5 separate regions of the Mus musculus genome follow, and all the other regions are linked to region 2. The links are chromatin loops, found by intact Hi-C in ENCODE. Cell type or tissue: left cerebral cortex. All regions are shown on one strand.

Evidence for each region. Peaks named below come from ENCODE experiments on the same cell type or tissue, not always from the same donor. Only the 100,000 strongest peaks of a DNase experiment are listed, where the experiment ranks them.
Region 1: a loop joins it to region 2, with 5 times the contacts of the local background. A loop is called at or near these places in 2 of 42 quality-filtered maps.
Region 3: a loop joins it to region 2, with 2.1 times the contacts of the local background. A loop is called at or near these places in 2 of 42 quality-filtered maps.
Region 4: a loop joins it to region 2, with 9 times the contacts of the local background. A loop is called at or near these places in 2 of 42 quality-filtered maps.
Region 5: it touches region 2 in a loop (5-fold over the local background); 4 of 42 quality-filtered maps call a loop at or near these places.

The regions. Positions count from the first base shown.
Region 1 is chr17:69,588,997-69,593,996 of GRCm38, reverse strand. No RefSeq gene overlaps it. Among named protein-coding and RNA genes, the nearest start is that of A730049N16Rik, 120 kb to the right of the region's middle. In left cerebral cortex, no CTCF peak of the experiment used is centred here; a DNase peak (open chromatin) is centred at 2,804.
Region 2 is chr17:69,766,325-69,771,324 of GRCm38, reverse strand. No RefSeq gene overlaps it. Among named protein-coding and RNA genes, the nearest start is that of Gm36594, 160 kb to the left of the region's middle. In left cerebral cortex, no CTCF peak of the experiment used is centred here; DNase peaks (open chromatin) are centred at 1,107, 2,050 and 3,498; H3K27ac peaks cover 2,575 bases.
Region 3 is chr17:69,601,784-69,606,783 of GRCm38, reverse strand. No RefSeq gene overlaps it. Among named protein-coding and RNA genes, the nearest start is that of A730049N16Rik, 130 kb to the right of the region's middle. In left cerebral cortex, a CTCF peak has its summit at 1,894 (motif pointing left); a DNase peak (open chromatin) is centred at 1,865.
Region 4 is chr17:70,361,252-70,366,251 of GRCm38, reverse strand. It overlaps a transcript of Dlgap1 not described here. Among named protein-coding and RNA genes, the nearest start is that of Dlgap1, 61 kb to the left of the region's middle. In left cerebral cortex, no CTCF peak of the experiment used is centred here; DNase peaks (open chromatin) are centred at 1,809 and 2,414; H3K27ac peaks cover 396 bases.
Region 5 is chr17:69,676,337-69,681,336 of GRCm38, reverse strand. No RefSeq gene overlaps it. Among named protein-coding and RNA genes, the nearest start is that of A730049N16Rik, 200 kb to the right of the region's middle. In left cerebral cortex, no CTCF peak of the experiment used is centred here; DNase peaks (open chromatin) are centred at 1,203 and 2,996.

The DNA of each region.
Region 1 (5,000 bases), 180 kb after region 2:
CTTAACTTCTTTGGGATTCCAGCACTGACTGTAGATCAGCTGAGCCATTCAGCTTTGTGCCCTGAACACACTTCCTAGCATTGTTGGACTAGCCAGACCATGGCCTGTATATGTATATATTATACATTATCCATTAGAGCAAAAGAGGGAGAGAGATTCATTCTATCACTTCTGTTTCTCTAGAGCACCTTGACTCATACAATGCTGCTACGCTCTCTGGCCGAGTCAACTGGACAAGCCGAGAGGCTTAAAAGTCACTTATGAGGCAAAAGAGTTTCAAGGAAGCTCTCCTCCTGGAGTCTAGCGTTCCCTACCCATACAGTAATTTTTCATTCCCGAGTTCCATTCTGGCGTTAGTCTAGTGTATGGATCCACGTGCTATCTTTCAATATTTTCCTATCATAAGTGCCTTTTAAGATTGAATTCTGACATAGCTAAAGCCATCCGCCAGTGTTCCAACAGTCCTAGTTCGTCCTTAGCAAGACCTTGGGCTTGGAATTCAGTACTGCCCCTGGTATTACACTATCTCTTTGAGTAAAAGTTAGGTCACTGCCCTTCACAGGAATTTACCATCACTAAGGAAGAAAGAAGTTTCTGACCGTAGGAGAAACCAGAATAGATATTTAGAATTATAGCTGAGTTACACCCATATACAGGAATTTACAATGGTTTAGGAAGTAGATCAGGCTGTGGTTTTAGAGTATTGCATTATTCATGAGATGGTTAACTAGAACAGAACTCCCTAGTTAGAACCATGACTTGGGTGTGAAAGCCCTTGCCCTAGGAGTGAAAAGTTCTCACACCTGGCTTCTAAGACTATAGCTGACCTTAGATAGGGCTGACTCTGTCTCAGTTATTTTATTGCCCAGTTCCTGCCAGTCTTTGTGTTTGCATTCCTCTGTTCTGTGTAAGAGTCATTAAGCATCCGGTTACCTCATTTGTACCTTGCGGGTATGTCACCCAACTACCTTGTTTTCTTCTGCATAAAAAGTCTGATGTTCTATTTGAAAAATTACATTCAGATTCCACACAAACTCTCCTGTGTGCGTCTGTCTGTCATTCATCCACGCTTTGCCCACCCGCGTCGAGAGACCCCGTTCCACGCATACACAGGGACCCAGAGGGTCTGCGGCACAATGCCCTCACCCAATACTTCCTCTAACTTTCCCAGACATCCCACTAACAGGTCCCCCTAACATCACAGCCTCTTTCTTTACCTTTTAATAACTCACTGAGCCCAGTAACTGTTGCCACTTTGCACATCAGTGTGGAACCATTGCCTGGCACATGGACAACCTACCATTGACCACACATCTAAGGAAAAGTGACTCCTCCTCCTGCAGCAGCCATCAACTGCAAGTAGGTCTTTACATCAGGATGATGGTTCATGACCACCCTCCTCCATTTGTACCAGAATTTTAACTGGCTAGATTTAGTGCAGGTCTAACACAGGAAAGCAAGACTGCTGTGGGTGACGAGTTCTAGGACCTAGGGTATGGCAATTTACCACAATCCCCCCTGTTTTCAAACACCCTGACACCCCTTTCCTCATGCCCCCTAAGACTTGTGGGAGGCAAATTGGTATAGATGTCTTATCTGTGGCTGAGCACTCATAGATACGTAGTCTCGGGTCTCTGCCCAGCTAGGAGTCTCGGCTTTAACCACTGCCAAGGGAAGCTTTGCTCGCCCAGGTTCAGAGTAGTAGTATTTAGAAAGCAGTTTTAAAATATGAGCATTAGAATGTTTTTTTTCACATAGAGATTTTTATATACAGTTTTAGATGCATAGATAGAAAGTAAAGATAATTTCCATACACACACACATATACACACACACACACTCAGTTTTTTTTTTTTGTTGCTAGTAACTTACATTAACAGACTAACACACCAATATTAGTACCTTACAATTAGCTGCCCTCCATCCTTTATTCAGATTACCTTGGCTTACGTCTAAGATGGCATACTACATTCACATCTCATGCCTCTCTAGGCTGGTCTTGGCTGTGACAACATTTCCAAGTTTCCTGGTTTGTCACAAGCTTCTCCTCTTGGAAGAATATTGGTCAGGTATTTTATAGGACGTTATTCGCCTAAAATGTGCATCTACTTTCCTCAAAGTGAGGACAGATATCGTGAATAGTAGCAACACTATCATGAAAATAGCAGATTACATTGAAACAGAGAGTGATTACCATTGTTTTTACCACCAGAAAGCAAGTAAAATACCAAGAAACAACATTGCTTTGATAGTGCTGTGTGAAAGGGATACAAGAGCTGACAGAAAAAGACTAACCCAACTTATTAATATCCATGAGTCTTTGCTGTTACAAATACATAATGAATAAACAAATAAGAGAGGTAAATATCACAGAATAAAATTTTCAAATAATTCCTGTATGCATTTAGACTGGGGCTATGGGGTTTGAAGAGGGAAGTCACAGAGGTCATTTTTTAAATCCCCATACATTACTGGAAGTAGCAATAGTATTGTCAATGTTTATGCTGTCCTTAGTCACGTGTCTGATGAAGACAATGCTTGTTGACTTTCCATCCAGTGAAGATGAGCTTACTCCCCAACACCCATTCTTTACTCATTCTAAGAAAGCACACGTGCACATCCCATGCTGCAACGCTGGACGGTTAGGGTCTACCTACTTGAGGAATTTTCAACCAAATCACCCATTCCCATAAGAATCATGTGTTTGTATGACAGGCTTACTACTCTCCAAGACATTTGGGCTGCCTGTGCCTACTGTGAGTTTTTAAGTCAGTAAGTTAAAAAAAAGTAAATGAGTCCTAACACGGTTCTCACAGGAACTGTTCCAAAAAGTAAGTTAAATATGAATTCTGCCTCCTTCTAGCCTTAAATAAAATACTCACTGTATTTATATTTTATCCTCACAGGGTTTTGCTTTGTTTTACAGTGTTGGGAGTTTAAACCAAGACGTTTTACAGGCTAAGTAAGTGTGTTGGTAATAATTCACAACCTTGGCCCCCTTGGTTTCTTGACAGAAGATAACATTATATAAGCCAGACTGGCCTTGAATTTGCCATCCTTCTGCCTCTACCTTCCAATGTGTTGGGTTTTCGTAGCATGTACCACCACAGCTATTCTGTTTTTCTAGTAGGTGATAACACTTACTTTATCTTTATGAAGATAAGTTCAATAAAGCACTTAAATACTAGGCATAGTACTAAAAAGCATGTGATACACGCAGTTCCTTACACTAAAGCTGGAGTGCACATGATCCTCGTTATTCAGCACTGTATGTAGAGAGACTCTGGGCCCCCTCAGGCTTCTGCACAGAACAGAGAGCACCTTCAGTATTTGAGAAACACAGAGCTCTGACTTCAGGAACAACTAATCAAAGCTCTGCTTAATGCTGTCTCTTCTAGATGTAAAAATAGCCTAGACGTTCCCTTTCAGACTCTCTGCTCCAGCGCACATGCCCACAGTCATGAGAGTATCCAGTCTCATTTTTACCATGAGGCTGAATAAATAATACATTAGGATGGTGTGTGTTTGCTTTTGTCCTCATTCCTCAAAGCAGACTTTATGCTGTATCTCCAGATCCCTTAGAGACTCAGATTGAAGCAAGCAATGTTTCTTTTTCTACCTTCTACACTCTCATGCAGAATTGCATAAAACCTCAGTAAAGCACAGCATACGGAATACGCCATGTGCCGAAAACTACGATTTATAAAGTCTCTATTATACAGTCAACATAGTCACCCCGAAGGACACTCTGACATTGCTCATGTGCCCATGATGATTATATTTCTTCGTCTTTTGGGATTGAGGTTAGAGTTATAATTTCCTCTTCTAAAAAATATATATAAATTTTGGTCTAGAGTGTTGTCTCAGGTTTTAAGAGCACTTGCTGTTCTTGTAGAGGCCTTAGATTCAATTCCCAGAACCCACACATTGGCTCACAACTTTCTGTAACTCCAGACCCTGGGGATTTTAACACTCTTTTCCAGCCCCTGTAGACACCAAGCAGGCACGAGATAGACAAACACCTGCAGACAAAACATTCATACACATAAAATAACAAAATATCAAAATCTGTATAGGTTTTACATCTCTTCCCGTGGAGAGGTGACATGCTTCACCCCTAAATCTTCTGCCTTTGCTTTCTTGATCCCCATAGTTTTATGGCATAGTCTGACCGTGGTGAAGTAGAGACAGGGAAGCAGAGAATAATCACGGCTGAGAACACACCAATGTTAACAGCAGACCTGCAAAGTCTGTGAACACTCTCTTCACTAAGCCTGTTAGTATTAACTTCATCTTCCAAAAGAAACCATTTATTCCACCTAGTGAAATCAAGAAATAAATAACTTGTGGTTATGTAAAAATGGAGTTAGATTTCATATATATATAAAATATATATAATTGTTTTAAGTTTTTGAAATAAATGAACTGGGTTTTAAACACTAGAAATGAAGCTCTAAAGATAAGACATCACATGAATGGCTGGTGTGCCCATGTGCTTAATCCAATAATGACTCCTTTTAAACAAAGATCTGCTGCTAGGGGCATGGGGTGGAGAAGGAAAACAGGTAATATATTATGTTAAAAAATGACTTTTTCTAAACTTTGTGGGCTCTGGAAGCTTCCTTTAATAGTGCAGTGAGTTGCTTAAAAGCCAGGGTCTCATTCCATGCCTCAGCAGTATGAGGTTTCATTCCATGACTCAGCAATATAGGGTCTCATTCCATGACTCAGCAGTACAGGTCTCAGCAGTAGAGATTCCTAGCCAAATAGAGATTGTGATAGCAGCATGTGTCTCCTCAAATCACGTGACATTTAAATGTCTTTATTCAATGATTTGTTATTAACACTGGGGATAAGTTCTGAGACAGCAGAGTTTCACTTCATTTCATTGCTTTGCTTCTGGGTCCACATCACAAGGTGAGCCTACACAAACCAAAAATAGCCACAGTTAATAAATCTGTGTGGCCTCCTGATATAAACAAGAGACACAAACATAGGAC
Region 2 (5,000 bases):
CACATCTGCCTTAAATTTTTCTTCTAGAAATTAGGGCATATCGCACCTCCTTGTTATCTCGCATTCTTATGTAACAACAGACCTGCAAATTATTAAGGAATCGTGTCATATAACACTTCAAGTGGCCAGTGTGACAGATCTGAAACACTCCTAGCTTGTGTGTGTCTATATTACTTTGTTTTATCTTTATGAAGCAATCTCTATTTTGGTTCTTTTAAGGTTTTTAACAAATAATCATCTTGAAAACAATTTTTCTGGAATATATTCAATTTTCAGTCTGAGACGCTGGAATAGGGACAGAAGTGGTGTGTCTCCTCCAGGGAAGGTGACAAATGTTACGCTTGCTCTCAGTGACACTTAGATGTTTACACAGTGATCTGGAGAGCTTGCCCTTTAACTGTAGGGTTGGCCCCAGCATTCAATGAGATTTAGCTGATGCTCTCTCATTTCCTTGTTTTTGAACATTATATGCAGGCTCCCAGGAAGTGCTGTTAGAACAGTAGAGAGAGCTCTCTGATGACCAAAATTATCCTGCTACCTAAAATAACATCCACTCTGCCAACCCCTGCTGTAATGTAACAGTGTTGAGGGAAGGTTAAAGGGAGAGCGGGATGGGGCCGGACTCTATAGGAGAGAGCTATAAAAGAAGGCTTTGAATATGCTTATTTTTCACTAACCTTACCTGTCACCAGCTTCAGATGGAACACACCATTTGGGTAACAGTAATAACTAGTTACCAGCCCACTCCAAACACCAGCTCTTGGGAAGGCTTACTTCTTGTTGCATTTTCTTTCTCTGTGTCCTTCAGTGTGTGCATTGGCCTTTTCCACAGGAGTTGCAACTTTGTCGCCCACTGCTGAACCCCTCTCTCATTCTTACCAGAAACCCCTGAGTACCTCTCCTCAGTAGCAGGCAGGTGGACGATGCTGATGATTGTGATATTAAGAGGCTAATTAGCCCTGGAGAACAGTGGCAGCCCTGCTGCTCTGCATACATAGTCACAGTGCAGAAATTTATCCATCGCAATGTTACAGGCTGTTCTTTTTTACCCTGAGAGGTGAAAACAAAACAGGAACTAAAAATGGAGTGTGCAGAGCCATCTGGATCTGATGTGGAACTGACAGGATGGGCTGGCAACTTCTCTCATCCTTGTCATGCAGGGGGGAGGCACTGAGGACTCATTAAGCACTCTCCATGCAAGCAGATGGAGATACAGAGGAAAGGCTATGCTATACGTTCTTTGTCAAAGAGCCTTCACCTAAAAACACCTAAAGGCGCCCAGAACTTTCTTTTAAGTGAATATGTAGAGCCATTATGGGTGTCTGTATAATAGGAACTATGGAAGAATTCCTTAAAGAAGTTTGTATGTGAATTTTTTGTGTTGAAATCAAGAGCTACTAGAACATACAAAAGCATGCTAGTTTGCTTAGGCTCCTGAAGTCATTGTGGCGCTGCAGGGCTAAACAGACTTTGAAAGAACGTAGTGTAGGTTTAGGTCTTAGGTTGACTGCTTCTAGATGGATGCCACTGGCCAAGTTCACACTGAATCTGAGCCTCAGGTCTCTTCTCTGCAAAGCGAGTATAGCACTACCAATGTTTGCCTTTCTTAAGCACCAGATGAGTAGTGTGAAAGCGGCATAGCCTAACAGCTCTATGGTGACTTGGTCTCTATTGTTTGAAATAGAAATATTTTACTTTCCTAATTGTAAATCTATTTTTTTTCAGAAAAAAAATATAAATATATAAGACAGTAACAGTGATTTCTGTTGTCAAAGAATTGACTGCTGCTGTATTCTAATGGTTTGCTTGATAGAGGTTGTTTGCCCCCATTTACAATAATAGCATCATACTACACATCTTGCTTGTGAAAATAGGTTTTAATTTAAGGTTATGTGCGAGAATGTAAGCTACTATTATTTTCACTGCAGAAAAGGAAGCAACTGATTTGAAGCCGAAGAAACCACAAATACAAGCAGCATATGGCCTTCCCTCACTGTGTCAAAGTGAATTATTCATGAGCGTTTGTCAGAAATATCCGGCGCTACTGAGTTGTTCTGGAACAAAGAGTACAAATTCTAGGCAGTGATAACTCTGCGTGCAATTCAACTTGTTTTTACTTTCTATCTGGCCATGAGGCAGAGCTCTCTGTGCTGGAGCCCTTAGCATGTAGATGAATGAGCTTCAGCCAATAGAGTATGAGGAAAAGGAAACACACTCGATCCTCTCAGGTGATTGGTAACATGTGTGTCCTTGCTGTGGCTCCCTCTTCTGCCCTGTGAATGGAAGGAGCCTCAGACGCGGGTCCACCTGCTGCCAAGCACATGCTGGCCTCAAACTACATGAGTAAGAAATGTGCTTTCACTAGCCTACTGAATTTCAAACGTTTATATTATAGTAGCACCCTGGGCCTAGCTTAACTAACGAAGCTTTCAGCATACTTCCAAGTGACAAAATACAGCCATTGCTCAGTATTCATGGGAGATGAAGCCAGGACAGCAACAGATACCCAAGTCTGCAGATGCTCAAACTCCTCATTAAAATGTCCTTGTATCTGCATAGAACCTAGACGTTACAACCCTACTTCTATACATTATATTTTCTGTAGATGATGTGCAATAGCTAACATGGTATAGAAAAAGTGCGCAGTTCCTCCACTGCACTGCTTGGACAATAATGGGACAGAAGAAATGCTGTTCGTATTCAGTACAAGGATAATTTCCTCAAATGATTTTGAAGTGCAGTTGGTCAAACCCCCATAGATGTAAAACTCTCCAGTAGGGTTGTATAGACTGAAAACTGGAGTCAATCCAAAACTTTCTTGACTTATAGAAAGAGCTGGAAAACATCAAGAATTTTAATTTCAGAAGTAAAACGAATGAATTTTAATCTCTGGCACAAATAAGTTTCCTTCTACTTCCTTATTAAAACTTCTTAAATTGCTATTTTCAGAGATGAAGTCTGAATCTAAAATTGAGACTGAAAATGCAAATATCTCTACGAGAGGCAGCAACACGTTTATTTTACCGTAAGGTGTGAACAATGGATATAATTTTTAGAGCTAAAATTCAGGGAAAGGTGAAAAGAAGCTAAGAGACACAAAGACCCTGGCAGCAAAAGGAACGCATAATGAAGAGAGAAAAATAAAAAGAAAGGAAAAGGACTGTTCAAAGGTCAAATACCTCAAAGTATGTCTGAGAACAACTGGATGAAATGTGTCAATCAAAGGCACAACTATTAGTCTAATAATGATCATGAATGGAGAAATGAATGTCGGAAATTGTGAAGTCTGAGGTTTCCTCTTACTTGCAACCTAACAAATTGCCTTGACATCTTGTAGGAACCTGTGAAAGATACAACACTGTCAGGTCAGAGACAGATCACTGTGCACAGGGTTTAGCAGACCACAAACTTCATCCTGCTGTGCCAGGCACCAAGGAGGAGGGTGCAGGAGAAAGCCAGTGGATGTGACACATAGTGAACGTCACACCTCCGCTCAGGCAAGCTGTGCTTAGGAAATCTTCAGACGTTGGCTGTAACCAAGACCAAGAGATACTTGTCCCGAAGAGAGACACTATCTTTATTACACAGAACAGCAAGTGAATCTGCTGAGCGCTTCAGAAAAGGCCAGCTCTTCTGTTTTCCAAAGGTGCTTATTTGACACTACTCCTTGGAAAGAGAGCTGAAGTGCCAGTTCACCCAGGACAAGCAGAAACACGGAGACACCCTGGAGCATTGTCTCAGCTATCCCAATGGGTCATAGCTTAGCATTTCATAGGGGGGAAAGCACTAAAGGATGCCAGTGACTCTAAAGAAAGCTGGTGGTAGAGCCTCAAAGAGATGCTTAGAAATGTGCTGTGGAGAAAGCCCCGTGTCTTAGAATAAGACTCGAAATTCAGTCGGGACTCTTTCAGTTACTACCTATTTGACTTTGTGAAAGCTGCATGGTCTCAAGTTTTTCATCTTAAAGGCATAGAAAGATACATATTATAGAAAGATATGCATTATCTTTACATATATAGAAAGATATGTACTATTTTACTAATAATGCATGGTCTAGTTACTGCAGGAAATAACCATAAATAACCACATGTAAGTAGAGCAGACTAATACATAACACACATTGCTATCTCAGTACTTGAAACATTAACAATTCACTAAATAGCCATATGTATTTCATAGTGTTCATAGTTCATTTTCTTATATACATATGTTTATATATGTACATATTCCCACCATACTTTTATCCACTTACAAGTTGTATTATTTCTCAATTGTTTAAATCTGTCACTTTATTTTTAAAAACTGTATGTGTGTGTGTTGCACAATTTCTCCCCCCCTCCTGTTTGTAGTTTCCTCCAATGGACTGCTCAAATAAAGTAAGTCCCTTGTTTTAATATGAAAATAAATCATTGTCTCAAAAGTAAATCTTTCCTTTATTTCTGTATTTCCAGCGCCTGAGATGGCTGTCTTTGCTAGTGTCATCCAGTTTAACACGGAGAAAGCAGTCCTGCTTATGAAGGGCCTCGAAGGCCAGGTGTCCATAAATATGACACGTGATGAGAGTAATGGGAAACTGGAATCTCAGAGTGACATAGGCTGTGTGCGGCTTCTGATTCTTTAGCATGGAGAGGCAATTAAGGGAGGATGTCTCAATCAGAAAAATCCTGATACTAGTCGAGTACTAAGGGCTCAAAAATCTGAACCCAATGAAATGTGATATAGATCTCTGCAAGGTTTTATTTAAATATCTATTTTCTTCCATGTGACAACTTGAAAGCTTGTCTTATACATCTTTGGGGGAATCATGAAATGTTTTCTTATCTGCTCACATGCACATACCATATGGGACAAATTCAGTGTTAACAAGCAGTTTAGAACTCTTTTCTACAAGCTACAATGTGCAGTAGTGTTGCACCTTTCTACTATGGTTGTAGTCCACCATGTCTGGACAGCATTGCCGGCCTTGCAGCAAAATTGAGGACCCTTTTAGCTGAGCCCCC
Region 3 (5,000 bases), 160 kb after region 2:
GATAGGTGGGTGGGTGGGTGGGTGGGTGGGTGGGTGGGTGGGTGGATGGATGGATGGATGGATGGATGGATGGATGGATGGATGGAAGGACGGACGGACAGACAGACAGACAGGACAAACACTGAAGCCACCCAAGGACTTTTCAGAGCTTATAAACGATCCAGAAGACCAGGGCCGTCTTCTGAGGGCTCCTGAATCAGAGTCTGAAACTGCGGGATCCTCCGGTAGTACTATGTCCAATTTTCTGAGGAACCGCCAGACTGATTTCCAGAGTGGTTGTACAAGCTGACTCTTGATTCTGTACATTAAAATTCTCCCCCACTATTTCTGATGCCTGTGCAACTTTTTTAAAAAAAAAAAAACCTTGACCTAAGCCTTGTTATTGGAAAACAAACTGAAGAAATGTCTTTCTTTATTCACTTATTTTATTTTAGTACAGCATCCCCTTGTACCACAGGCTAACCTCAAACTCACGCTGTAGCCGAGAAGGGTCTTAATTTCTGACTGTCCTGCATCGCTTCCTACATACTGAGATTGCAGGCGTGTACCATCTTAAAAGCATCGTAAAAGGGCAGCGGAGTGAGTGGAGACTAGTGCGGCGTGCATGCTAAGCAAGCACTGCACCATTGAACCACATTCCCAACCTCCAAAGCATTTACATGCAAAACAAACTCTCAGCACATCAGGCATCTGTACAACGGAAGGAGACATTTTAAGCAGGTGCTTCCCGTGGTAATTTGTCACCAAACTCAGAGGCGAGGCCTCAGCACCATTTCCAGGTGAGCACACAAGCGCATCTTCCCTCTGCTACCCTTTCCACTAACTGCTCTGCTCACCACCCCCTATTATCAAAGCTAGCCTCTTTTAATGGCAGCCAACATAATTTCTGGCTGGTGTCCACAATCTATACGGAGCCATTCCAGACAGTTCAGGTTGATGCTGGCCTCTGCCCTGACGTGCCGTCTCAATGCTCCTGAAATTTCTGAAAAATCTGTGTCCTCTTGCCTTACAGGGCCCTTTAGGACATCCATCCTGGCCTTGGTTACTATAACAGCTAATAACTTTGCAGTTCCTCTAATTAATTCTGAAGCACGGCCCTGGGATTTGCCTAGTGTGGCTGAGCTGGTAAGTTGTGCTTAACGTGTTCTCCTCTGTGATAGACTCAGTAATGAAGCTGTGAACGCAAAGCAACCTAACCTACATTTGCTACCCACGGGGCCAGTGTGTTGGGGAAACGAAAAGACGAGGACAAAGATTGTAACCACAAAGACAACTTCTCAACGTGTCACTTCCTCTCAGGCCAAATAATAACCCTATTGATCCTTTCAAGAACCGTAAGGCAAAATTACTTTTCAATGTCGCAAAGGTGGAAACCGGACGTGTGACGTTACCGCACACTGATTCGTGCCCTCACGCCAGGTCCCAAGCCTCCGCACATTTCCTTTACCGAAATTTCAGAGCGTTGTGCTGCTTTTATAACAAGCAGGGTCTCCCACCTGTTTGTATTGCCATGATTTCCCAGGTCTTTCGGGCCAGCTGATCAGCTGTGTGAGCAGTGGGTGTCTCATCGACGCAGCTACACACCTCTGCATCGACACTGTACCTGAGCAAGTCGCAGAGAGGTACCGATTCACTTCATTACTTCATGGCAATGACCTTGACCCCGCCACTCCACTTCTGAACTAAGCCTGTAATTAAACTTGAGCACGGACACGTCATTTCTCTTTACAGTCCCAGGAAAGGTCTTGATCTTCAGTTTACTGTAAACAGTTGGGTATTCATAGTTCCCAGCATGCTCAAAAGAATGGACAAATGTTGCCAGCTTCCAGCATCCCTAAAAAGCAAGAAAGGATGGCAGAATGCTGTACTTCACCCGGGGTGGTGCCGCCCCCTAAAGGAGACTTATGGGATGTACAGACTGTTTTTCTGATAACCACTGCAGTATTATCAGTATTTAATAATGACAGTGACTAGGCTGTACATGCGCGATGGAGTACACATTTATTCTCCTATGCCAAATTGAACAATTAGTACACATCAAAGGTGTAAATATTTGGACCTAAAGCCATAGAACAGTTTACATTTCAAAATAAAGTGGTTTATTTTTTGCAGTTTAAAAACTATAAACCAAATTCCAAGGATACAGCAACAAGGTTTTTTGGTTTTTGGTTTGTTTCATTGTGGTGTTTTGTTGTTGTTGTTGTTGTTGTTGTTGTTGTTGTTGTTGTTGCTGCTGTTGTTGTTGTTGTTGTTCTTCTTCTTCTTCTTCTTCTTCTTGTTACTGTTGTTTGGTTTCCTTTTGTTTCTGTTTATTTTTTATTTTGTTTATTTATTTTTGTTTGCTTTGTTTTGTTTGTTTGTTTGTTTTGTCTTTCTGTATAGTCTTGGCTGTCCTGAAACTCTCTCTGAAGGCCAGGCTAGCTTCAAACTCACAGAGATCTGGCTGCCTCTGCATCCTGAGTGTTGGGATGAAAGGTGTGCGCCACCACGTCTGACTTCGTTTGTTTGTTTGTTTGTTTGCTTGCTTGCTTAAGTTATTTTTATTTGCTGGAAACCTTGGCAGGAATTTGTTGCTAATTCAGAATATGACAATTATGATCACCGAACCAGCTTTATCAGTCTTGCTTTTTTGGAGTGCTATATTTCGTAACTGTATATATGGGCTTTATCATTAATGCCTTCTCTAAACTATACAAAGGAAGATGCCTATACATTGTCATATTAAAACACTACAATGCATGGCCTCTCTGTTCTGTGGTGATTTAAATATGGTGTTCCCCATAGTCTCTGGCATTTGAATACTTGTCCCTCACTTAGTGACATCCTTTGAGAAGACTTAGGAGGTATGCATGCCTTGCTGGAGAAAGTCTGTCACTAGGGGATGTGATCCCCAGGGTTCCCCAGCCTAGAAGTACTGTGCAACATGCAACTCTGGTCCAAGAGCCCAGACTGCATCTCAAGTTGGCAGCAGGACTTGGCAGCATCATCCACATAGAACTGACTTTGTGTGCATAAAAGATGCCAGATTAAATGGGTCATGGAGGGCTCACTCTCTCACACTCTCATGCTTTCAAAGAGTAACTGAATTCAGGGATGTATAGTAGGCACTGGGATCATGAAGCATTCTCTCTCTGTGTGTGTCTCTCTCTCTCTGTGTCTCTCTCTGTGTATCTCTCTCTCTGTGTCTCTCTCTGTGTATCTCTCTCTGTGTCTCTCTCTGTCTCTGTCTCTCTCTGTCTCTCTCTCTGACTCTCTCTCTGTCTTTCTCTCTGTCTCTGTCTCTGTCTCTCTCTCTGTCTCTGTCTCTCTCTCTGTCTCTGTCTCTCTCTCTCTTTCTCTCTGAAGCAGCAAGCACAGGGCCTACATGGGTCTACACTAGGTTCTATCTATCTATCTATCTATCTATCTCTATCTATCTATCTATCTATTTTTTTATCTATGTATGGGACTCGTGAATGTGTGACTGAGTGGGTATCTGTTTCTTGTGTCTTCTCTCTCTCTCTCTCTCCCAGGGTTTCAGAGAATAACTGAAGCTAGGCAATGATGATAGAGTAGAAGTCCTGCCTGTTTGAAGTTGAGAAGATAAAGCCCACGTTGCAATGGAAACTCCAGGAAGTTATAGTTACTAGGGTCATGTGAAGTTTATCAAGGAAACAAGCAGACATGGATTAGAGCTGACCCAAGAAAGGGGCTGTAGGATTAGAGCTGACCCAAGAAAGGGGCTGTATATGCTGCTTACAGAAAAGCTTAATGGATGAATCTACAGGAGCCCTTTGGAGACCCATATGATTCATCAAGATGGTCATGGACCTGCATGATTCAAGGTTTGCCTGCTGAGTTTCAGTCTAGCTTTCATCTGATTGTTCCTTCCTGTGGCCCTATTCATTCCCACTCCAAATGAAAATGTTTGTTTGCCATGTGCCATTTTATATTGAAAGTACATAGCTTGTTTTTAAATGTTAGAGAAACTCAGTTAAAAGATTCCACTAAGGAGGTGTCTCGGTTGTTAAGAGCACTTGTTCTTGACAAAGAGTCAGGTCTAGTTCCTTGCACCAAGATGTTGGCTCAAAACTACCCGTTACTCCAGTTCCAAGAAATATGTCACCCTCTTCTGATTTCCATGGGCACTAGACACAGGTGTTACACATACACACATGCAGATAGAAAGTTCATACATATAACAAAGGAATAAATCTTAGAGATATCTTTTTGCCTCAAATGAGAATTGAGCCTTGAACATTTATTTTTGCATTTATTTCCTTTTACTGAGAATAGAATTTTTTCTTTAATATAATATATCCTAATTAGTGTCTCTTCTCCCTACTCCTCCCAGTCCCCCACACTCTCCAATCCAATCCATTCCCTTTCAAAAATCTCTCACCATAAAAAGTAAAGACTTCTAAGACATTAAAAAAAAACAACATAACAAAACAAAATATAAGAAGATGAATCAAAGGCCGTCACACTCAAGTTTGACAAGGCAAACAAAAAGAAGGAGAAGAGCCCCAAGAAAAGGCAGAATAAACAGATACCCACTCAGTCACACATTCCCGAGTCCCATACAGAGAGAGAGAGAGAGAGAGAGAGAGAGAGAGAGAGAGAGAGAACCTAGTGTAGACCCATGTAGACCTGTGCTTGCTGCTTCAGTCTCTATGAGACCATATGACCTTTGCTTAGTTGACTTAGAGTCTTGCTCTCCTAATATCCTCCCTCCACTCTGGCTCTTATACTCTTTCTGATTTCTCTTCTTAAGGGTTTTCTGAGATTGAAGGGCAGGGATTTGATGGGGATATCACATTTAGAGCCTTGTATTCCAAGGTTTTTGTCTCTCTGCATGATGTCTGGCTGTGGGTCTCTGCATTTGTTCCCATCTGCTGTAAGGTGAAGCTCATCTGACCATGGCTCAGTAAGGCACTAAGCCTATGAGTATAGCCGAATACCATTTGAAGTCCTTTCATTTCTATCTTTTTAAAGAACAGAAGTATTTTTGTTTACCCTAC
Region 4 (5,000 bases), 590 kb before region 2:
GAATGCATCATGGAATAACTTAGAAATTGTAGGCGATGTGCAGAATGCAGAAGGAAAGAGGGGAAAAAGAAGATGTCGCAGAGAGCCAAAGGAGCAGGCAGGCTTCTCCTTACCATGGGACAGAATAGGTCCCATGGTAAGGACAAGGCAGGTTTAGTCTTATTAACAGAAACAAAGCTTTTTTTCTTACAAACATGGGTTTAATTCATTTAGTATTAAAAATGTAGAAGTCTTTTCTTTCTCTATGTAATAAAGATTGGAGCTCATTTTTCATCCAGAATGAGTGAGTTCTTTCTGCACCAGTGCTTGGTCTTTTGCTCCGCATGCATATATCAGTATGGATGTGTGTGTAAGCTTTGGGTTTGAGTGGAAATGTGTAAATGAATAAATGAGCATGCATGAATCTGTATATGAATTTATGTAAGATTATGCATATTCACTTATGTAAAAGTTTTTCCTCTGCGAGTGTTATTCTCTTCTCCTGGTTCAATACAAGTTTATTGTTCCAAACTTCCTCCTAGCCCAACAAGCAAGAGGCATCTGAACAACAGGGAAAAGGCTCTAGCAATTAATCCTTTACTCAATCTCCTGCTGTTTTAGGATGAGGTGCTAAGTGCCAGAGACTGCAGTTTCAGGCCTCAGAGGATCACAGAAGGCAGGTCAGCTACAATAGCATGGTAAGGTAGACTTAGATAAGTAAACTTTTTTATTATACAGAAACCCTAAATTTCGTGTAAGACAAAGTCTTACCCTCTGCCTATGCTCTTCCCCCTCCGCTGACTCAAGAAGAACCAACAAGAAAGAAGAAACCCCCCACGCTGGGGCTGCCCCAGGCAAGCAATGTTAGAACTCATACTACAGGTTTACAAAGCAATGCTGTCTGTCCAGAAACCTCTTCACAATCTGCACACTGGGCCTCCGCATTCCTTGTGGGAAGAATGGAGGATAGGAGAGAGGGAGTGAGAAGTGAGGGTGGGTATACACATGGATTCATGCTTCCTAGAAAACCAAGGCCTTTTAGGTAACGGAGCCTTGGCACTTCCATGTTAATTAAGCAGGGATAATGATGTGGAGACCATAGACTGGTTCTCATGGGGAGTAGATTGCAGCTCTTAATCTTACGACCATTACTCTCATATTCTTCAATGTATTAATTACTTTTCTAAGTATATAAAAATGTGATAAATCTCCATGACCAAGGCAATTTATAGAAGAAAGAATGCATTTGGGGGCTTATAATTCTAGAGGGTTATGGCCTGTAATGTTATAGATAGCAAGCAGCAGACACAGGAGCTAGAGCTGGAGGCTGAGAGCTCCCTTATCAGACCACAAACAAGAAACACAGATGGGGGAGGGGGAAGAGGAGAAAGAGGGAGAGGGAGAGGGAGAGGGAGTGGGAGAGGGGAAGGGGGAGGGGGAGGGGGAGGGGGAGGGGGAGGGGAGGGGAAGGGGGGGAGGGGGAGGGAGAGGGAGAGGGAGAGGGGGAGGGAGAGGGAGAGGGGGAGGGGAGGGGAAGGGGGAGGGAGAGGGAGAGGGAGAGGGGGAGGGAGAGGGAGAGGGAGAGGGAGAGAAAGGGATCTTACTAGAAATAGCAACATGGTTTTTAAATCCTCAAAGCCTACTCCATCCAGTGATACCATTTCCCCAGCTAGGCCACACCTCCTAATTCTCCTCAAAAAGTCAACAGCTAAGGACCAAGTATTTAAATGGCTGCTACTCAATGAGGGACTTCTCACTCAGACCACCACAGGCTCCTCTTGTTCAGATAAATAAATGCGGTTTGCAAAGCTAAAGACTGGCAGCCTCTGGATTCAGCCTTGACTCACAGGTGGTGAATGAGAGTTTCAGTTTCCCACATAAATTCATAGCAAACAAAGCTTAGGGAACAGACTTGAGCTACTGTATATTGGCCATTCCGAAAGGGAAAATCAAGAGAAAGTGTGTGTGTGTGTGTGTGTTTGTGTGTGTGTGTTAGAAAGAATGAGAGAGCATATGTGTCTCTCTGTGTGTGTATGTCTGTCTCTCTGTCTCTGTCCCTGTCCCTGTCTCTCTCTCTCTCTCTCTCTCTCTCTCTCTCTCTCTGTGTGTGTGTGTGCCTTGCATGTATATTGTGGAAGTGTCATCTTTCAGGTTCCCTATATCTACATGTAGGTTTAGTCTTGGGACAGTGGGAGAAGAAATCATGCCAACTACAAAAGCCATGCTCTCCCATGAATGGGATGTAACATGAATAAAAAAAAATAATCAGAAAAAAAAAAGCCATGCAACTGTAGTAGAATTGTAGGTGTGAAAGCGATCTGTCTGGATAAGGGGAAAGAAAACCATAAAGCAAGCTGTATTCTGCTCCTGGCACTTGTGGGAGCTCACCCCCTCCCTTGGCTCCCATCTGTTCCTACAGGGCTAAGGCATTACATGAATATGGCCGAGCAACTTCAATGTAGGCAAGAATCCTTGGCTTACTAACAATGAGATTTCTGGTTTCCTTCCAGAGTCTCTGACTTCAGTACAAAACAGAGCCAGGATTCCGTAGCTGCCTCAAGTGAGTCTTACATAGTCTTTTAAGGCAGTGGCTGCAGAGCCATTAACAGGCAGGCACACCTCTCATGATGTATTTCTGTGATGATTTAGCTCAGAGCCTTAAAGTGTGTGTCCATTAAATTTATTCTGTTCAGAAACAAAATAAAGTTGGTAATGTGAACTACCTAGGATCCACTTCACTTCTCCCTTTGCTGGGTAGTTTCCAATTTTGAAGAGAATTTCAAATTCCATTTTATTAAATTACAAGCACTTCATGGCACAAAGTGAAAGAGCTATGCTTCCATTTGCCAGGGATTTTGAAGACAGGGAGCAATAGAGTGTAAGTTCCTCTTTTAGCTAAAAATAGATAAACTATAGTGCTTTGCCTGTGTAAAATGGGCTTTGAGAAAAATCCAGCCTTAATTATCAGTCCCACTTTAGGATGCCGCACAGTGGCTCTTAGTGAGACGTGATGAATGGTAAGAATTACATAAATATCTCCCTTTCCGTGTGATGGCAGAAACACGTTTGGGAACATTGAAAGATATTATTACTTATTGAGTACAGGGTGTCAAACACTATACTAGATACTTTCAGATGTTACTTAAACACATCTTTTTTGCTGGAAGCCACAGACTCTAACATTCAATGCAAGTGTACCACCACTGAGCTACACTTCCATGTGTATGTACTTCCATGTGTAAGAACTTGTTACACTGCTCATTGGTTGTGTGTGAACATGTGTGCTTTTCCCATGTACTCTCCCTCCCCAAAGTTACTTTTGGTTCACGTGTTTACCACTGAGACAGAAATGAGGCTACTGAGTCATTCTCTATGCACATACCTATTTTCTTACAGTTTTATCACTCATCTACCAGGAAGCAGGTATTCCTGATAAGAACTTGAGTACTATACATTTAAAAAAATTTTTTTTTTAATTTATTCTAAGGATATTACTTTAGGAAAAAAAATTGATTCTATATCACATTATGTTTGATAACTTTTCTATTACTAGAAACTGAGACTTATTCTTGATGCAGTTCAAAAATACCCTAGCACTAGCTGCAAATATGGGCCTCGGTGTATTGGGAATCTAAGCATAAGTCACGTGAGGCAGGTGTAGAAGTAGAGTCTCTAATTTTCTGTCTTCTCCCTCATGGCAGGGCAAAGACATAGAAGAGATGTCTGCCTATACTCAGAGGGGAGAGACATCCTTGTCTCTGAAGATACAGAGAGGCAGAGAAGACTCTGAACCCACAGCCCTGCTAAGTGTGCCACATCATGGCAATTATTACCAGAGTACACACACCCTCTCACCAGATGTTCCTTCCCTACCACATTTCTTTGGACTTAACATTCTTTATGGAGATTCTATGCCATGTAAGACCTATGAATTGAAGTGCATCAATTTTATCAATACATCTTTTTCATTTTTTTTTTTTTTTGTTTTGGACCCAGGGACATAGGCTAAGACAATGGAAGAAAAGACTTTTATTTTCCCCTCTCTATTCCCCTCCCTCCTTCCCTCTCTCTTCCCTTTCCTTCTTTCCTCTTCTTGTTTTTGATTTTTCTTCTTTTTCTAGTTCTCTCCTTTTTTTCTTTCCTTGACTGACTGAGAACAGGTTTCATGTAGTCCCACTCAGTTTGACACTCCCTATGTAAGCCGCCACAGCCAGCTAAAATTGTGTATTGTTGACTTTAAATTAAGAAGAACCTGTCCCATAGAGCTAAATAAACTAAGTTCAGGATGGTTAATGGTGGGGCATACCACCCACTCCACCTACCAATTATACGTAGGCAAATGAGGAGGGTTTCTGTACTCACAGGTTATCCTATACTGCTTTCTCTATACCATATGGAAATGATTAATGCAGGCCACACAGTCCCCATGCAACTGAGTATCAGAACCAAACTAGAATATGAACATGGAGAAGACTGGAGAGGGACAATACCATTTGCAAAATCTTTCCAAATGTCAGCCTCTTTACAAATCAAGAAGTTAATTATTTACCACATAGACAAGCCAGCAAGACAGAAAGAAAAATGTGGGCGGTCAAGGGTTTTGGTTATTTCAAGAAGTAGTGATTGTTTCCATCAGCCTCCCATTCACTTCCATGCTAATGAGGGGTTTTTAATCTCCATTGAAGAATCTGCTTCCTTTGTTTAATTCAGCAAACCCAGCTTACATCATAAGCAGCTATGTATGCAAGCACCATACCTTACCCCAAGAGGAACTTCTTGGTCATAAGTGATCCTGGCCAAGGAACAGAAATTTGGCTACCTCAAACAGGTTTCCAATGCAGGCGTGGTCAAACAACCATTTTATAGTTACAAAATGAAAGAGTCCTAAATCAAGGCATTACCTTTGGTGGCAGTAGAACAGCAAAACTAGAGCACTCTGCTATAGGCCTTAGATGTTATTGAAGAAAGCCCAAGACATATATTTAGCTTTGCCTCTGAAACATCTCACTATAATCTTGAGG
Region 5 (5,000 bases), 90 kb after region 2:
TTATAAAGAGGCAGCTCTTGTGAAAATGGAACTGCACAATATCACAGTAAGTTATAATTATTTCTCTTTTATAGATAGGAATCCACAAATATTGTTATTTGTAGCATTTTTTGTTTATGATTCCAGTGGATAGCCATGATTCCTAATCCTCAGTAAGGTTAATTAAATAAGTCCCAAGATATATGCTTGGCATTCAGCCTCTGGAACTACTATAACGAGGGAGAAATAGTGAGAGGTTGGAGTCTAGAGGAAGAGATTTCAGTCTTCCAGGATGTGCCATGAAGGGAAACCAGGACAGTAGTCATCCCTCCCCCTTCACCTGTCTGTCACATCCCATGTATCAAGTGAACAGCTTCTGAAAGACCTTACACTTCCTACTTGATGTTCTGTGCAGAGGGGACAAGCCACACAGCCACAGACTCACATCTCCCAAACTGTGGCCTCAAGTCAACCTTTACTTTGCAAAGTGACTGCAAACTTTGTTTCACTAAGACAATTCTAAGACAATCCAAGGATGAAACCAAAATGTTCACAGCGGTTTCACATAGTTTCAAGGGCTCTAGGTCTGAGAGAGTTAATCTGGAGGAACGTTTAACCTCACAAGCTTCGCCTTTTTTCTTACAAGATCTCCTAACAATAATCAGTTCCATACTGTGGTGTGGTTTGAATATACAGCATTCCCTATAGGTGCAAGTGTTTGAACAGTTGGTCCCCTGCTGATGACACTGCTTGGGGAAGTTACCTAGCCCCTGGGAGGTACAGCTTTGCTGGGAGAAGCCCTTCACTCGGGTTGGATGCTGGGAGTTTACAGCCTCACCCAGCTTCCTGCTTGACCTTCCTGCTTCCTGTGGGTGCGTGAAATGTAGTCAACCAATTTTTATTTCCTGCCATCACACCATGCTACCCCAATATTATAAACTCTCCCTCTGGAACCATAAGCAAAATAAATTCTATCTACTATACGTTGCTTTTGGCCAGTAACTTCATCACAGCAACAGAAAAATAGCTGATACTCATGCTGATGGATCCTTAGCGAGGCTGTTGGTAGACGTGCAGGCAGGTTTTGCCACTATGCCGTGGATAGCTATGGTCATATGAAGTTTTTAAGGAAACAAGAAAAACAATTGTCTTATGTAAGTGTTTTGGACATAGAACTTTTCATGAAACTTGAATTTTTAGTTATATAATTATTCTCCTGACTACAGTTTTTTAAAAGGGTACCCTGATAGCTGTGTGGCTGTGGTTTCACACTGCGCCCTTGCTGCAGAGGTGGATAGCTATGTGCAGGCTCTGTTCTTCCCACCTTCTCATTTAAAAATAAACCTCTAAAGAACTTGAATGTGAAAGCATTAGCTTAACATTTCATTAATAATTTCAATGCAAAAAAGAAAAAGAAATATGAAATCACCCACACAGAATGTGTTATGTTCCTTAGTTCCCGTTATATTTGTAAAATGGTTCTTAATTTAGAAAGTAGAAATTTAAATCATCAAAGTGGTATTCACTGAAAAAAGAAGATGAGCTAACTTTTGACTGGAAATTTCTGGAATGTGCACATTTTAAAAGAAAATAAACCTAGAAAATATTTCTCATTAGTGTGTATTTTATACTTGGCATAATCTAAATATATACTGTAACTAATATCACAATGAATTTATTATTCTTTTAAATTCACCATTATTAGTTATTACTGTCTATCATATGTTGTTTGTATACTTTTAAGACCATGTACCATATAAAAATGTAATGTAATCTGAGTATAAATAGTACAAAAAATGAATTAGAATCATTTCTCAAAACATAGCAAGAATTAAAAAGTAAGAATAAATATGTCTACAGACTTCATCCATTAGTGAGAACCTAGCAACAGCCTAGTGAGTGCCTTTCTCTTTCTTAGGCTCACTTTCCCACTAATTTTATTAATGAGATATAAAAATATGTAGAAGTAGTTCTGAGCATTTAATGCCACATGAATGTTGCTTATAAGAAGTATCCTTCTATCTCACAGCTGCCTATGAGCATCCAAAGGAAAGACACCGGAAGTGTACAGTGACTCACCAGAGGAGTTTTTCTTGCTGTGTCTGCTAATATAAAGTCTCCTCCCAACACACATGCACACACATACTCTCTCTCTCTCTCTCTCTCTCACACACACACACACCATACAACACACATATACACAAACAGTTACACACTCATACACATATACACAGCCATACATATTACACACACAAGCACACTTACATCACACGCACATATACACACATGCAAACACACACACACATACCACACAGGCACGTATATACATACATACATACACAGACACACACACTCACACACATTTGCATACACATTTACACACACTGTCACACACACCATACATATACACATATACACACATGGACACACACCCATACATATTATATACACCCACAAACACACTTATATCTTGCATACACATTATACACACAAACACACATATACACCATACATAACACACATACACACATACATATGAAGTAGTTAACATGAAGAGAATAAGAAGCTGTGAGTATTCAGCCCTGAATGGAATATAAATATCATATCCTTCTCCACAGCTCAGATTCTTTTCAAGGAAGAGGGGAAGAAAGATTGTAAGATCCAGAGCTGGTTAAAATCATCAAGGAAACAATGTTTTCTAGACACAACAAAGCAGTTGCATGTATGAACTCAGGGAGTGTGTTAGCATGTACTAGATCTTTGTAGGCTGCAGCCAGACAAGTCTGAACACAGATGGTGAAAGTAGGCTTGGAATCTCATCATTGACTGAGAAGACATTGGCATTTGATAGCGGCTGTGAAAGAGTCAGATTTCTTTAATGATGTAACCCTGACAGGATGACCCCAGGCCAGGCCCCAATATACAGACTATCTGGGTCACAAAAACTGGACTTTATAGGGGAAACAAGTCTCAAAGTCGGGTGGGAAGGAATGTGAGGATGGAGAGGGTGATTGTGGGAGGAGGCTGGGGCATGACTATGCTCCAGATATATTGTATGAAATTCTCAAAGGATTAGTAAAAACATTGCTAAAAAGAAAGAAAGAAAATGTGGGTTGAGTTATTTAAAACTACCTCAGCCTTGTCTTAGAAATGACGGAAGCCAAGTCAGAGTAAAAACCAACCATAAGTGGGTTATAAAGTCAGATGGGAGGAAGGATGCTCAGTGGGTTCTCAATGATGATAGGACAGAAATAAAATGGTCTCTTTAACCGCATATAAACCTCACAGCCAGAAACATATTTGCTTGCAATTAGCTCAAGTTTAGGGTCTTTAAGAGAGAAGCTGGCCAGGCTTGGTGGTACACACCTTTAATCTCAGCACTTGGAAGGCTGAAGCAGGCAGATCTCTGTGAGTTTAAAAGCCAGACTAGTCTACACAGTGAGTTTGAAGACAGCCAAGGCTATATAATGACACCTTGTCTCAAAAACATAACAAAAGGGTCAGGGCAGGGAGGCAATGGCACAGAAAGCTGTAGTCTAATAATCTAGGGACCGCACATACTTGATCCAGGAGCCGTGCCTAAGGAGACCTTGGGGTATACTCAATCTGGTTTTATTAGATGGATTTGGTTTGTAATGTTTTTCTTATCTTTGTAAACCATGATTTTTCAGAACTTGAAATTGATGACAGTCCCCTGCGGTATCTGCTACAGTGATGTCCATTGATACTGGATAATCAGGGAAACAAAGAACAACAGTAAATCCAAATAAATAGAAAGAATGGTCTATTTCATAAAAGTAAAATCTTGCCCCAAAAGAGCAGAGAAATTCCATTTCAACACAGTTATACCTATTAGTCTACATCCTGCTCATTATAGCAAAGTCCCTGGGACTGGGTAATAATGAAACGAGATTTATTTGGGACCATGGTTTTACAGGGGCTAATATCTGGTGAGGGAAACATATGGCTTTATCCACAGTGAAAAGCAGAAGGGAAAACAAGTTCTTGGAGAGCAGTGCTGGGGCGATGGAGGGACCCAGCTTGATTTATCTAAGTTTCGCTAGAAAAATTAACACAGCCTCTCAGAAACGATATTGGTCTTGCTGCAAAGTGGTGCTTCTTTACCCAATGTATCTTAAAGGTTTAGAGATTCTCAATATCGATGTGACGGTTGGAGAAGGAAACTCATGTCATGTGTGCATGCCATCTTTACATCTCATGCTGGGCAATATTTTAATGATGATAAGCAATGCTAAGAGAGGAATTGAGCACAGACAGGTTTTTCATAGGTAACTGGTGTAAGAGTACAACTGTCTAGAAACATGACATGGCTCAGTGTTAATCAACTTCACGATGCTCATTGCCGCATCACTATGAGCTCCCCCCACCCCACCCCACCCCCAGTGGGACACTGTATTTATAGGAATCAACTTGAGAAGAAAAGGATTGTTTAACTAGAGGGTCCTCAACTCCTTGCTTGCATAAAAGAGCAAAGTAGATAGCCAATCCCTATCAGACATTGTAAGGCTCTCTGCAGAAGGTGCAGAATGGAGGGGGGAAGAGGGAGAGAGAAAGAGACAGAGACAGAGAGAGAGACAGAAGGAAGGAAGGAAGGAAGGAAGGAAGGAAGGAAGGAAGGAAGGAAGGAAGGAAGGAAGGAAGGAAGGAAGAGAGGAAACAAAGAAATCTCTATCAGACTCTGTAGCATGCTTTCCCCGTGTCAATAGAGCCTAGAGGTCATGAGGGAAATGAACAGAATTATAAGAGTGACCAACTTAAGCAAGTAGTCTGAGACATAAAAATTATCTCACCTCTAGAAAACCATAGATGAAGAGCTCAGCAACTTGACTTGCAAATAGGTGAAAATTAAGCCTGGTGTATACACTAATTCTTAAAGGTCTGGTGTGGGCTCACAGGACAGCCAATATAAGCATAGTTCCTGACATTAGGGAGGTCTTCTCCAGTTGAGTCTCACTCAGAATACAATACCCTAGACATGGTGGCTGATATGTAGTTTGTTT